Linked DNA regions of Homo sapiens: region 1 is linked to region 2. Evidence: chromatin loops called from intact Hi-C (ENCODE). Cell type or tissue: PC-3. All regions are shown on one strand. Links, peaks and the distances in the headings refer to the core of each region. The heading gives the core; the rest is flanking DNA. Region 1 overlaps EDNRB-AS1 (EDNRB antisense RNA 1). Region 2 overlaps EDNRB-AS1 (EDNRB antisense RNA 1).

Region 1 (2,808 bases), core at 123-2,622, 52 kb after region 2:
CAAAATTCCTGGCCACTAATGCAAAAAGAAAAGAAAAAAAAGTTACATAGCTTCCAATTGATGAATGAAGAAGCATACCAAGCTCTTCTTTAGAGATTATGTATTTCTGGAATGAAATTTTCAATGAAACTTTTCTAGGTTGACAGTAATGTAAGGGCATGAGTAGTGACTCGTGGCTTTAGCCAAAGCCTTGCAAAAGACTCCAGCACACTATTCAAATGAATACTTCTTGTAGAGACCTATTATGAAGACAGAGGCTATATACTTAAAATGGGTCAGAGAAGACATTTTTAGTCAGCTAAAGAAATGAAGAGACCTGAGAGAAGATCTTTTATTATTAACCAATTTTAGGTATAACTCAGTTACCCCAGTAGAATTAGTTTCCATGTCCAGCTCATGTAACAAAGTGGCCAAGTATACTCCTGAGACCTGATTTGCACAGGTACTCCAGTGTTCCATGAAGAGATCATTATAAAGATCTATCTGAACTTTGGCCAAGTTTCTCAATTACTTGAAATTCATCCACTGCCTGGGGAATGCTGTTGAAAGTGGAGCAAGCAACTTTAAGGGAAAAGGCTACCTCTGAGACAAAAGAAATAAGGACCTGAGTCCTGCTTTAGGACATAAAGAAAAAGGAGCTGAATGGACTTCCACAAGTGTGATACATACTGGGAGACATGTGCCTCAGGACATATGGCTCTCGTTGTAACCAATATAGAGTATCTGCTCTATAGGTACCAGAAAGAGAATTCATTCATGGAATAACTTCCATCCGCATGTGATAAGGATACCAAATATCTGAGGGTTGAGAAAGAATTTATCAAACAAATTTACTTTGGCATTATTTAATTCCTCAAATTCTGTCTTTACATAGTTTTCTTGGTGTAACTCTGGTTACCTAGTTACTGTTGTGTCTCTGTTAATTGGTTCAAGAGCCCTTCTAAATTTCTGAGTACCTTGTCCCACTGAAATTTATGGTAAGAAACTGTTAGATCCTCTTAATGAAAAATTAGAAAAATTAATCAATGATTTCCTTTTCTGTGGGGGTTGGTATTGTGAATCCTCAGATTTTTAGTTAAAAGTTTGTCAATGGCAAGTTACTTAACTCCTTTGTGCCTCATTTAGCTCATCTACAAAGTGAGAATAATACTTGTAAAAGCTGATAAGTTTGTTTTAAAAATTAAATGAGATAATGCTTGCCAAGGGCTTTGCATAATTCCTGACATGAAGTAATCACTCAATAAAAACTGGCTATTAAATATTTTGTGATCATGATAATTGTCTTCATCACTGCCATCATATCATCATCATCATCATCATCCTGGAGTGAAATACAACAATGGGTAGGCAAGACAAAAGATAAATAGGACACCTATTTTTGGACTAAAAGATTGAAGGGTTGGGTTGAGGAGAAAAGCATTTTTTACTAAGATAAATATAAATATATTAGAAAATAAATTTCAAAAATTACTTGGATTTTTAAGCTGAAATATGAGACATCAAAAAAATTGTGCTTGCAAAATTTCCTAAATCTATGCAACTTCACGTTAAACCTCAAATCCTTGGAGGTCACACATCCTCTTTCCTCTGCCATCAGTGGAATTTTTCTGGAAATTTTGGGAAGTGTCCTGATACAGCAACCCGAGTATAAATTGCATCTTAAATAGATTCTTTCACCAGAAGAGACATGCACCACTGTAATTCCCACTGGGACAGATACTGCACTGTGAGTTCTCAGTAATAATGATGTTGATGTAGTACTTGAGGAGACAGCTGAGGAACCAGGGCACGCATGGAAAACCCTGTGTATTAACAAGAACTGCTGCAGCGAGACGACTGCTGACACTCTTCCTCAGAACAGCTGGAAGAAACCACCAAGCCCTGGTGCTAACCTCAAGGGCTGCTACTGCCGACCTGCTGACCAGAGCTGCCAGTGGAAGCATGATGGGGTTAATCCTGCCGATGGGGTTAATGCTGAGAGATGGTCCTTCCAGGGTTCTCCACACCTCTCTATTGCCTCAGTATGAGTCACCTGAAGGAAGAAATGAGTATGTGTGTGTGTGTGTGTATGTGTGCACGCGCACGCATGTTCAAAACAGGGGACTAGGGAAAATTTAAAATCAGATCGGGATTTGTGGGAAGTGATGTTTTTCCTTCATCAACACTGAGGACAGAGACTGACATTGCTTGTGGTGCATTCCAGTGGGACTGGATGCCTGGAATTTAGGGTGGATGCTTGAATCAAATTAAAGAGACCCAGCAGTAAGTAGGCAACCAGAGTGTTGGTGTTGAAGGCAAGAGGGCTCCTAAGGAAGAACATGCCAGACTTAGGTGTCTCCTAGATTCTTTCTCAACTCTCAACTCAAGTATTTGGAACCTTTACCTAATGCTAGATGGAATTGAAGTCTTTTTCTGATTTTGGCAGAGCAGGTATTTTGTGTTGATTTCAAGGACAGCCGTATTGAGTGGATGCCAAATTTAAACTTTTAGTTGTGATCCACCGGAGAATCAATTTCTGCTGTGCTTGAGTAGAAGTGGAGCCTACAGGTGGAGCCAGGATTTTCCTCAGAGGTTTGCACTTCTCAGGCACTAACTCACGTTTGATATAGTCTTTTGAAGCACTGAAGTAGCAGACATCTGCCCATAGGACTTGTGTCCCCTCTTTGAACCCTATGATTTTAACCAGTTTACATTTTAGTTGTTCAAGGGCATGATTATATGAATTATATGAATACCTGTTATATGAACATATATAAGCATTTAAGTTGCATTTTTCCACTTATATTTGCAATAAAGAGTCTAGTAATG
Region 2 (2,808 bases), core at 226-2,725:
CCCTCAGTTGAATCAAGGTGTCTTGAAGCCGGGTCTTGAATTAACAGATATAACACAGTCCTTGGGATCCAGAAGTGAGAAAGGAAATTTTAAAATGAGAAGGGCCAAAATGCTTCAAGACAATGGGGTGAGCTAAGCACAGTGACTGGTGGTCACTCTTGGCAGGTGCCATGTTGGGGGAGGTTGGCTCTTACAGGCATCAGTCTCCAGATGTCAGTACACAGGGAGGAATAAAAAATAATGACATGACAATAAATTCCTTAGGTGATAGTTTTATAATGTCCATTATTACAAATAAGGAAGACAGAAAGAAGAATAGACTCTTGGTTGTTGGGGAGTGTGTATGTGTCAGTTGAGGGGAAGGCTCAGGGTGAGGATGATACGGGAGAGTCTAGGCAGAAAGGGAAATGGTAAGTTTGCTTTTGGTACATATTTAGTTTGAAATGCTGGTAGTTTATTCCATGGAGGTGTCTGGAAGCTGGGGAAAGATATAAAGTTGTTCTGAGTTTCAGTAGGTCACTGAAATATGCTGTCAGATACACCTTCATCCAGGTCCTTGGTTGATCAGTGTTTCCCAAAACTCTGGGCTCCCGATTCAGCCTCCAGTGGACTATATTTGTTGGCTGTTTCTGATTCTGTAAGTCCTGATTAAAATCTCCAAGTACTCCCTGCATGTGTAGGCCAGAATTATTTGGAATGGCTTCATCAGTTTTCTAGAGAAAACTATACGAGTATATAGTTCTTTCAAGAATTCACTCAGAAGTGTCTAGCAGTTTGGAGAAAGCAGCCTGGAAGGCCATGCAGTTTTTGCCTTCTCTTGGTTTTCCTGCTCTTCAGTGGTCATGCTAGTTCTTCTGTGTTTGTTTTTCTCCCAATCTATTCTTTTACTGCTTTTTACCCAGGAGGCTGATCCCTGAAAACTGCTCCCTTTCTAGATTCTGATTGGGTTCAGCCAATGAGAAACCCTGGCAGGAGATCAAAGGACAGAAGGAGAGATAATCAGGGTATTTCATCTCCACCTCCTCCCCTCTTTGGTACCGCATCTTTGGCAGTTGCTGAAATACAGCCCTTGCCTGTCAGAACCTTCTTCGTGGCTCCAGTTTTCATTGTATCTTGATAACACTATTTCCTCCCTTTTCTTCTTTAACCAAATACATAGTAATGACTTCCTTCTGTGGCTTATCAGTGCCTCAACATACTTTGTTGGTTCCTTTAACCTTTCCCCGAGCTCTGTAATTATTCCCTTTATTATAGTCTCTTCATTTGAATAATTTTGGAGGAGGTGTGGTGACTTCTATTTCTTCTTGAGATCCTGATTTATGAGTCCTGAAGAGGGACACAGGTCCCAGTACATCCTTAGCTCCAAGTGAGATCTTATAGCCTAGAGGAGACCAGGATTTCAAAGCAAGGCCACCCCCTGCCACTAGGGGTTCCACAATTTGATAATTTAGGTCATTTAGCGTACCAGGATCTCCTATTATATTTCCTACTTGTAGACTAAAAGGATCCCTAAATATTCTTTGTGTTCCAAGATGAATGTTAATTATACCACTCATGATTATAACAAGATGAGGTTTAGTAGATAAAGCAGCCACTCTACAGATATCAGAAAGGATAGTTAAGGATCTGAAAGATCTTTTCAGTGACATACTGTTTAGTGACTTGAACAGGAACAAATTATTAATATATTTTACTTTTAATGATGTGCTAACACTTTGTTTGAACTAAAGTTTCAGGTTTTCAACTAAGCATAGGCGTACCCAACATTTTTTTCCATAATAGTTATTGGAAACAAGGTTTTCATCTTATTTGATGTGATAAAATGATACTCTTCCACCCTCACATAATTATAGGCAGGAGCCTCATTGATGAATGTGCTATTTCCTTCATTTGCAGGTAGGTACTTACATTGGGCTTATCTAACTCAATGAGTAATCATAATTACATAATTACAATGAGAATCATAATTATTGCACACATAAGAACTGGGACTTTATTTTCCTGCTATTAAAATGTATTGTTTCATATTTAGAGTTGTGAGGAGGACTTTTAAAAGTATTAAAGAAATATATAAAAATGACTAAAATAAGTAGGAGAACTTTCTGGGGTCCTTAAAAATAGGATAGTGTTAAATAAAAATAAAAGATTGAAGGATCAATTAATAAGTACTTTATGGTGTGATGGGTACTGCTTATTCATCCCCACTGGGGAAATAACATAAGGTTAAAAACCCTTGTTCTTTCAGCTCCTCTCTGATCCCTTGGCTGGAATTTCTCATATCTGAGGTGTCTTTTTTACCTTTGTCTCAACAATTCTTCTGGGCCAGGCTTAACTACATGGTGTGACAGAACTCATCTTGAAGGATAAACATGACAGATTATTCAACTAAGACTCAATAGTGGCTGAGCGAAGAAGCTACATCCAGCAACCTGGCCACAGGGTAGGCGCTGGAATACCTCATTAGAGCCAGAGGGTTCAGTGCTGAGGGTAGCAAGTTCTTTTTACAATTAGTTATGCCTAATGTCCTATGTTTGCTCTGTCTCTGTCATTCCGTAGTAAATTTCTGGAGGCCAGGAATTGTGTATTCATTTCAATTCCCCACAGCATCTCATAGGGAGCTTGGCACCTGTATTATTCATCATTGACTTATAGCCAAGTCAAGGTTAACCTATAAGCACTAATGCTGACAGAAATGAATGAAATCCTTTCTTTTTTTGAGCATATCTCATTTTCCATTTCATGTGATTGAGGAAGAGAGTATTTGCTTTGAGATGAGGTTTAAATTAGATTATTCAATAAGATTCCTTC

The links. Hi-C counts contacts between places; a loop is a spot of excess contacts. Peaks named below come from ENCODE experiments on the same cell type or tissue, not always from the same donor. Only the 100,000 strongest peaks of a DNase experiment are listed, where the experiment ranks them.
Region 1: it touches region 2 in a loop (2.5-fold over the local background); 2 of 110 quality-filtered maps call a loop at or near these places.

What each region holds. Positions count from the first base shown.
Region 1 is chr13:77,871,334-77,874,141 of GRCh38, forward strand. All of the region lies in intron 6 of EDNRB-AS1 (EDNRB antisense RNA 1), which reads left to right. Among named protein-coding and RNA genes, the nearest start is that of EDNRB, 46 kb to the right of the region's middle. In PC-3, for the core only: no CTCF peak of the experiment used is centred there; no DNase peak of the experiment used is centred there.
Region 2 is chr13:77,819,530-77,822,337 of GRCh38, forward strand. The region is part of intron 1 of EDNRB-AS1 (EDNRB antisense RNA 1); the gene reads left to right. Among named protein-coding and RNA genes, the nearest start is that of EDNRB-AS1, 2.0 kb to the left of the region's middle. In PC-3, for the core only: a CTCF peak has its summit at 1,425; no DNase peak of the experiment used is centred there.